2 separate regions of the Homo sapiens genome follow, and region 1 is linked to region 2. Evidence: chromatin contacts called from ENCODE Hi-C or POLR2A ChIA-PET data. All regions are on one chromosome and are shown on one strand. The core of a region is the stretch at or near the end of the contact, and the rest is flanking DNA. Distances in the headings are between cores, read along the strand shown. Region 1 overlaps LINC02889 (long intergenic non-protein coding RNA 2889). Region 2 overlaps LOC101927609 (a long non-coding RNA gene).

Evidence for each region. Hi-C counts contacts between places; a loop is a spot of excess contacts on that map. ChIA-PET counts read pairs that join two places held with the same protein, here RNA polymerase II (POLR2A). Pooled maps may share reads with other maps.
Region 1: a pooled map shows a loop between it and region 2 (3-fold over the local background). The contact joins two enhancer-like sites. A Hi-C loop is called at or near these places in 1 of 37 single-sample maps with no recorded cell type and 6 of 50 pooled maps. POLR2A ChIA-PET finds 5 or more read pairs at or near these places in 1 of 52 experiments (OCI-LY7).

What each region holds. Positions count from the first base shown.
Region 1 is chr7:17,503,483-17,508,163 of GRCh38, forward strand. The region is part of intron 1 of LINC02889 (long intergenic non-protein coding RNA 2889); the gene reads right to left. Among named protein-coding and RNA genes, the nearest start is that of LINC02889, 53 kb to the right of the region's middle. Within about 2 kb of position 2,834, at least 2 of the 41 ENCODE cell types and tissues checked have a DNase peak (open chromatin) inside an H3K27ac peak, as active enhancers do.
Region 2 is chr7:17,232,158-17,236,942 of GRCh38, forward strand. All of the region lies in intron 6 of LOC101927609 (a long non-coding RNA gene), which reads right to left. Among named protein-coding and RNA genes, the nearest start is that of AHR, 64 kb to the right of the region's middle. RefSeq lists enhancers at 1,950-3,149, 2,255-2,304, 2,455-2,714. Within about 2 kb of position 2,059, at least 15 of the 41 ENCODE cell types and tissues checked have a DNase peak (open chromatin) inside an H3K27ac peak, as active enhancers do.

The DNA of each region.
Region 1 (4,681 bases), core at 1,584-4,083, 270 kb after region 2:
TAATATCAATTATCGTTTTGAAGAAAGGCTATGTAAAATGTAAGAGATGATCAGGATTCTGGGATCAAAAGTCAAGTCAGGAAAATACACAGTTGGTGCTTACAGAGCTAGAGCCAGGGAAGATGAATCTGAAAATGGGGAATCCAAGAGGTAGAAGAAAATACAGCAAGGAAGTTATATTGGTATGATCTGAGCATACACTGGGATTTTTTTTTTTTTTTTTAAGCAAGCTGTCTTGGAGATGTGAAAGGGCAGGAAAGGGCCAGGCTTCTAAAAAAAGTGAGTTAAACTAAACATTATCCTTGAACTCAAGCTGAGAAAATAGGTACAAAGGCTTACCTGGCAGAAACCTGCTACAAAATGTGGGTCAAAGTGGACTTTTCAAATGCACTCCTGTGTTCAGTGTCCCTTTCGCTCCCCGGATACTATATCTCTATAGTCTTGGAAGCCTAAACGTTCTGGTTTCTTAGTGACTGTGGGAGGTTTCAAGGCTACAGCTAATTAAGAGAGTCTTACTGAGCAAAGTCAGCAAGATAATAGATCAGTCAACATAAAACAAGCCTAGATACCTGTTCTTAACATTGTGGCAGAACTGGGCAAAGAAGAGACAGATGTACATACACCTGTGATGTATGTACATCAAACCAAAGATTTCTCCCAAGTGTGGGGTGCCAATAAGAGTAAAATGGAGTAAACCAGAGATTGTATGAATATTTTTTCTTTTTTTTTTTTTTTTTTTTTTTTTTTGAGACGGAGTCTTGCTCTGTTGCCCAGACTAGAGTGCAATGGTGCGATCTCCGCTCACCACAGCCTCTGCCTCCTGGGTTCAAGCAATTCTCTTGCCTCAGCCTCCCGAGTAGCTGGGATTACAGGCACCTGCCATCATGCCCAGATAATTTTTGTATTTTTGTAGAGATGGGGTTTCACCATGTTGTTGGTCAAGCTGGTCTTGAACTCCTGACCTCAAACGATCCACCCGCCTCAGCCTCCCAAAGTGCTAGGATTACAGGTGTAAGCCACTGTGCCCAGCCTGTATGAATATTTTTTCTAAGCACCAGACAAAACTGAGATCCATTGAGCAAAGCAGAGAAGTTGTAGGTGGTATCTGTAACACCTATACTCCCAGAAGAAGGGTCAGTTCTGCTTGAGAGTATAGAAAAATTTGTAAGTAATTACGCAAATTCCTCCAAATATTTTAATGAGGTCACTCTGAAATAAAGACATAATTATAAGCCCAGGGTTCAAAATAGTAGTTTTGATTATGTTATACAGCCAAATGCTTCCTGTAGAAGCTGCTGTTTTGTCTGAGATCAATAATGTCCTAAGAAACGGCTGAACTAGACCCTCTCGGTCAATCCATCATCAGGACTTGTGATGGAGGGGACTTAGAGTTAACAGTGATTCTGACAGTATCATTTCCCAAAGTACTTGGGAATCAGGAATACATATAGTTTCTCAAGCATACTTGATCCATAAGCATCTGAAATACATTTAAACTTGGTTCCGCAAAGCAAGTCATGGCATAGGAAGGGTGACAATGGCCTTGCCATGCAGGTGGCCCTTCACTGTATGTTGAGTTCTGTGGCTTTTTGAGGGCAGCTCTTGAGCTCTGCCAGATAATGTTGTCATGCAGTCTGTACAGTGGCACCACCATGCCTGCTGTTTTCTCATCTTCCAGTAGGTCCACCAATACTGAGGCTTCCCTTACAACTGTGACATTAAAACCAATTTAAACCAGCTAGGACTATTTGAGAGAAGTTCATTTAGGTCTGAAATATTAAACTAAAATAACTTTAGCTCATCCTTAAGAGCCAATCCTAGGGTTGCTGTTATTTAATGAATAATTACTTTTGAAGAGGTTTTGTAGACTATATTGCTGAAATCTTTCCTCAAGGAGAGTAGTCACTAATTCTGAAATGAATGAATTAGAAAACAGTCAATGCCCAAATCTCCAAATGGCCTTATTGCTTTCTCCCACTGAGCACCTCTGATGAGGCCTCCCTTTGAGGTCTTATCAAATTCTCCCAGATTTCAAGATCTTTCTGAACCACAATTACTCTTGTGTGTCAGTTTTGATATATTTACCATCTGTTGCCTGTTTATAGTGAATACATGCATGTAGTACTATGTATATACAGTGTGTGACTACTTTACAACTGATTTGGTCAAATGGGAATCAAATGAAGGTGAAATTTTATTCAAGGATATATGTTTAATTTAAATCATTTTGCTTATGACATAATCATTGTAGGTTGATTAAATAAAATGATTAACCTACTTAAGAAAAAGCTTGTTCATTACTTAAATCTCAATGACATCAATTTCATTTAATAAAAGTTTTTCATTTATTTACAGGACTGAAATAAAACCCTGGTAAAACTAGATTTTAAGACTCAAAGCAGTGTAGGCCATTCCTATTATACAGCTGATAATGTGGAGAAAAATCAGATCTTTAAGTACTTCATATATATATATATATATATATATATATATATATATATATATAAAATGAGGTGAACATTATAATTTTGCAATATGAATTGGCACTGGCACAGAAGTGATTTAAACAACCGGCTTTACAAATAAGGAGACTCTCATGTGTTTAATGATTTCTTTTTTAAAAAAATGAGAATAAGGGCTAAATGTAAAATTTAGGGGCTTTTGCTAAGTTGGTTTCATTTTAATCTTTCCCTTTACCAAAATAAACTAGTACAAAGAAATGCAAATATTTGAGTATGTGCTAAAATAAACATTGCATCAATCATGTTTGAGGAGGTACAGAGGTAAGGAGGTCAACCGCCTGACTGGAAATGATGGGTGGGGACATGATAGGGAAAATACAAGAAGGGACCTTCACGGCCAAAACCTCAGGGCTCCGCTCTCCTGAAATCAACCATATGGGAGCCTCAAAGTTCAGAAATCACTGCCAACAGACTCCTAGCCTAGGAGGAAAAACTGAGCTTGAAGCTCAGTTGCTGCTCACAGTAGCCCCCAAAGGGTCCCAGTTAACCCCTCATTTATTAGTCTAACAATTTTATTATCTTAGCTAATTTACATATTGTATTTTATGATTGTATGTTGCTCTTCAAGCTATTATTTTTAAACTCAATTTTATTTTCTTTAATCTTCAGTTTCTAGTTTTCATCGTTGGCTCTCTAACGTTTATCATTTGTTATTAATTCTTGGCTTTTACTTTGCCATTTTATAGTGCTCATTTTATACCACTTTATCTTACTGTTTATGTTATCTTGGTTATTTTATCATCTTCTTTAAGATGTTACCCAACTTTTATAACTGGCAAGCAGAAATATTGGCTAAAGGCAGGCATCTGGGAGGTCAGTCCAGGCCCCAAGCAAGAAGAGGTGGAAGATGTTCTTTCTTCCTAGGGGTTTTACAACATCTCTTCCAGATCTCCACAACTGATTCCTAAATTCCCTTCCTAGACACATCATTTCATTGTGAAATCAGTTTGAAAGAAGGATGTGACCACTATCATGGACCCTTTACACTAGGTAACCCTATCAACACACCAGCCCCAGATATGGCCGCAGCATAAGGCTAACATCCATAGCACACATTAAGAGCTTAATTATTGTGGTTACCTTCTCTCATGAATTAGCCAATCCATTTAATGAAACTGGGGAAAACTTCATGATGTCTATCCTATAAAATTGTTGAAATCTAGGTAAACTCTGGGAACAAACTGCACTTTACCAGAAGAAAAGAGGTCACAATCATTGGGAGGAGAAGGAAGTCCAATTCAAGGAGAGAAACTGGCCGACATTCTCCAGGCTTAGTCTTTTGTTTTCCTCTATAATGAAATGGTTTCATTCTTTTTCTCTTGCTACTTAAATAACAATCTTTTGGAAAACTCAAATGACATAAAATTCTAAGAAAGAAAGTAAAAACATGATATCCCACCCCCCGAGATACCACGTTTAAATAATCACCATTAACATTTTAGCACCCATCATTTCATGTAGTTCCCTGTGTACAAATACCCACAGGCATATGTCCTTTTAGATTTAGGCACATGTCATTTAGATAAACAAACTAGTTGATGAACTTCCATGTACAGACATATGTACACATACAAAGATACACATATGTATTAGTAAGGAATGGCTAGCAGTGATGCCACTATAATGCCCAAAAATAAATATTATCTTTTTAGGTCAGCTGTATTTATGCTCAAAGTTATCTTTACTCCTATATTCTGGCTGAGGAAGAGGTTGTTGCACTTGTAATGGCAAAAGGAAAAAGAATATGGTGACACTACTTCACTGAGACCCAGGCAAGAGTTGCCCTGCTCTAGTCCACACTCTTTAGTCTGATCTGGCCTTCCTCTAGTCATGTGCCTCTTTATGAAGAGAGCAGTCTGAAGGGCTAAAGGTCATGGCTTCTCTGAGTCCATTTATCTATTCCCATTCCAATGTACACTCTGCTGCAAGTCCTGTGAGCGTCAGAACTCCTCCCCAAATAGGCTCTGTGAGGGCCCGCTTCTAAGGGCAGGCAAGGCTGTAGGAGCATGTACCCATTAAGTCCGAGAGAGAGCCAAGGGTTGGCCGCTTCCACAGAATGTGGATGGAGTTTGAAAATGGGGTTTGGAGTGTTTTCAAAAATGAGCTGGAGCCCTTCTTGGTATGGAACAGATAGAAATCAGGGGTCCTGCTTTCTTTCA
Region 2 (4,785 bases), core at 809-3,308:
AGTTTACAGGTCCTCACACTAGTTCTGATTTCCTCTGCAGCAAGTCAAATAGTGCTGATACTTCAGATCTTACAGAAGTGGGGTAGTATAAATCTTGCTTCAAAATAAAATTTCTCGTATACTTCTGTCCCTGTTAATTCATGCTTATCCTTTATTCCTAGTGATAGGGCTTCTCAAAGACTTGGGTCCATAGCTTTGCGAGTACCCTGACAAAGAAACAGTAGGTGGAATGAGCAATTTATCTCATACGTCTTGGTTGATAGGCCTGTTGCAGAACTTCAGTAGTGATTGGCTAAGAAGCAGGCTAATTTTTTTTAAAATTTCAATAGCTTCTGTGATACTAGCGGTTTTTGGTTACATGAATGAATTGTATAGTGGTGAAGTCTGGGCTTTTAGTCTACCCATCAACTTGAATAGTGTACATGGTGCCCAACAGGTAATTTTTAAGAAACAGACATTGCAGCAGATATTTGTTGGTTCCATTGAGAGGTATTGGGACAATGAGAGAAAAAAAAAACACATCTTAATCTTTTCACCAGCTAATCCTGACATCAGATTTTGGGAGACTTTGTTATTGCTGTTCTTTGTTGAACAAATAACTCTTTAATTTACGTGCATCAGACTTATGTCACGATGACCTTTTGCTTCTTTATCCAATAAGGAATTTTGAGCACACTCTTTTCTACATGGCATTATAAGGCACACATATGCAATGTTTATTTACTATGTTACATTTTCTAGTGATGCATTATTTTAGATTTTTATCTAACAATTATCATAAGGTGCAAAATGGAAGATCTTTAACAAAAAGTTATAAACAACTACCATATGCCAGGGACTGTGTAAAATGCTGGAAATACAATGATGTTTTTTTGGAAATATGAATCTGGATCCCAGGAATTATGCAGTATAAAAAAAGAAAAAATACAGGCACACAGGATGAAACAGACAAAATATAGCATTATAAAGGCAACATCATAAATATGAACAGGAGTAGAGGTCCTACATAAGAACTGCTTTTAAGTCAGTGAAGACTCAAGACAGCAGGCGATATCTGAATTTTGTGTTGAGGATAAATAGGAATCAATCACATAGGAAGAGAGGGAAGACATTTCAGGCTTATTAAAGCCTATGCACCAAGTCACAGAGGTGTGGAAAAATAATACGAATTCAAAGCTACAAGTAACTAACTCTATGATGCTCAAGTACAAAGAAGAACAATGAGATGAGGCCACCAAGTGCTTTGCATCCCATAAGAAGCTTGGATTTTAATGTTCTAAAAAATAGGAGACCTATAATAAATTTTAAGGTAGAAAGAGATGACAAGATCAGACTTGCATTTTAGAAAAATCAGTGTGTATTACACATAATACTTAATACTTTTTAATAGTAAATTTAAATTTATGATCTTATTCAACCATATTGCCTCTTCAAAGAGAAGAAGAGCTATAATGTTATATAAATCTAAGCATAAAAAATATCAGGCATCCCATACCTCTCAGACAAGGCTTTATGTAAGAACAGCTGAGAGCTTCCTTCTGCCCTCATGAAACCATAAAGAGAAAATGTGTTATCTTAACAGGGAAAACTTTCTTTTACATTTTCTAGGAAGACTCACAGCCAAATGAAAACAGTATATTCCTGGAATGCCTTTAACTGTCTTGTCGTACCAGGACTTCTTGCTGAGAGAGTTCCTGCCCCCTGTAAACACAGAACATGCTTGTCTGTGCTTTTAACTTATATCCTGTATATGTCTTCCTGACAACTATCCATACAAGCGGCTTTCATTCCCTGTTTCCAGATGAGAATTGAACTCAATGCACATATTGAAAGGAAAGAAACCTAGGTTTTATATATGGAAATATCCACTCATGATTGGTGCCTTCTTATGGATACTTAATAGTACTGATATTTTTATGTTGCTTGATAAAAGATGATTGTCAAAAGAGATCCACACAGACAGTGGCTATAAGAGTGAAGCTGCACAGGTCCCTTTGTAGCAGTCAGTCTCTCTCCTACTCCCTGTCTCATCTCCTTCCCCTGCCACAAGGACCCAGAGAAGCAGGCAGGCTGGCAGTGTGATGACGGTATCTTACCCTGGCTCTGAGGTTGACACAGATTTCACAGGTCACTTCTATCACTGCAAAAGCACATTGGTCTGGAGTTTATGAAGAACATACAATTTCTGTTGGCATGTTAGGTACATTATATAAAATGCCCCGCATAAAGAAAGCAGTGTAGTTAAAAGCAAATGAAAGATAAAAAGAGTAACAACGTGGTTTCTCAGTATTTCATGGTACCGGTAGATATGACCTTCACAGACAAACCTAAATCTTTCTTATGTAACTGACATTTAGTCCGTTAGCCATTTTTAATAAAAGAGTAGAGAAGTTACTCTACTGCGGCTTTTGCTGGTACTTTTTATAGCCGTCGTGTGGTAGGAAGTAGGCCCCAAGTTCCCTTGGCAACAAGTAGAGTAGAAGCGATACACAGAAAACTGAGTCATCGGTGAATCATCTGAGGATTTCTGTTTCCAATCCTTGGAAATAATTTACCGATTGTTTTTTATTTGTGCAGTGTTTGCTGACTCTGAGTGGACACCTCAGAAACTGTAACATCTTTGGTCAATTTGGTCAATCGTTTAAGAAACATTCTGGATGCTCCAAGTAGACCTTAAGATTGATATCCAAACAAAACAAACCTCTGCTTGCTTTAAGATGACACTCACTCCCCATCTGAGGAGGAACAGATAAGTGAGTCAAGGTATTGGCAATGGGGAAGTCCCCTTTCTACAAAGAAATCTGATGTCCCCAGAAAAATGTTTCATGACATTGTCACATTTAAAATGTTAGTCACAACAAATTTTCAGACACCTAAAAAGAGAACAAATATGGTCTCATACATTTTCTCTCTCTCACTCTGTCTGAGACTTATGTTCATCAGTTACTCAATTCCCCCATTTTTTTTTTTACAAATACATCTCTTATATAATCCCTTTATCTCCACAATTGTTGCTTCTACCTTATATCAAGGTTTACCATTTCATTTATCTAGGCTCAGATTGTCCTTTACTTCATTGCGTGTACAAGGAGAAAGAAAAAACCTCCCCTAAAAATGCTTTTTGGCCAGGTGCGGTAGCTCAAACATGTAATCCCAGCACTTTGGGAGGCTGAGGTGGGTGGATCACCTGAGGTCAGAAGCTTGAGACCAGCATGGCCAACACGGCGAAACCCCATCTGTACTAAAAATGCAAAAATTAGCTGGGTGTAGTGTTGCACTCCTGTAATCCCAGCTACTCAGGAGGCTGAGACAGGAGAATCGCTTGAACCAGGATGTGGAGGTTGCAGTGAGCAGAGATCATGCCACTGCACTCCAGCCAAGGCAACAGAGTAAGACTCAGTCTTCAAATAAATAATTAAATAAATAAATAAATAAATAAATAAATAAAATAATGCTTTTCATCTGCCACCAGGGACCTAATCAAAACTCTTTAATAGTTCAATGGCTTCTTGAGGACCATGACTTATTTATTATTGTATCTGCAGCACCCATCATGGTGCCTGACCTACAGAATATGTTCAATATGTGTTTATTGAATGAATTATAATAATTGTGGTATTTTTGCTTATATGCACCCCCCCACCACACACACACACACACACACACACACACACGTTAAATCTAAAGCTTCTTGTGAGCAGAAGGCTTATCTTGTAAATTGTTGTATCCCTAGCTCCTCGAAGGGTGTCTGGTATGATACAAACATTCAATCATCATTTACTGAAATGGTGAATGAAATTCAAATGCTGGGCTTATACAAGTATATGGTATCCTCCCATACCTAGGTGAACTCGTTTCTCACCACTGCCTTCCTTCCTGTGAGGTGAGCCTTTGTACCATTCGAACTCCATGCAACTATTCCTACCAATTGCCTCATATGAACTACCTCACACAAACCACTGCCTACTTAAATTCTATCCTCCTTTAAGGCCCAACTGAAGTCACATTCTGTTCACAAATGAGACTTCTTGACTCCTTCAGCCCTCACAGATCTTCATGTCATCCAGACTCAGAGTACCTATGGCCTTTACTCAGATTTGTCCCTACAGACTCATTCTTCCATTGTTTGCCTCCTTTTAAATTCCTGGGTGATGTTATCTATTTCCTTCACTTTGGCATCTCTCACATGTTAATGCCACCACACTCCTTCATCTCGGGCCCTGATCTCAGAGCATCAAAACTCATTGTTTCGCAAGTCCTCAGGCTCAAAAATGTTAAGTGAGTTCATGTTTTTCGATTCTGAAGGTATGTTCATTGTATTGTTTTTGTCATAATGAGTCTTTTTGCCTTTAGCGTATATATGAAAATACTTGTGGATGAAACGATATGCTATCTCAAATTTATTTCAAAATAACGTGGGAGGAGATAAAATAAAGTGGGTATATTATTCTATCTCTTATTATATGTGCTTGAACTTTTTCATAAGTTTTTAAAAACTTTTGTTTTCCTCAATCATCACCTTCCATCACTTTGAACCTGCTCTTCTTTTGCTTAAATGCATCACTGTCCCCTGCATCCCAACTTTCTGGGACACTCACCAGGGGAAAACAGAGATTGACATGTGAAGCTGAGTCAATTCAGTTGCTCATGACATAAGTGGTTGAGTAGAAGATACTGGTGCCAAGCCAAACATTTTTTTTTATTTTTTTGAAACAAAGGGACCATCTATATTTTTTAAAGAAAAATAAGAGAGCTGAGTTATCCTGCCACCCCACAATGTTTCCA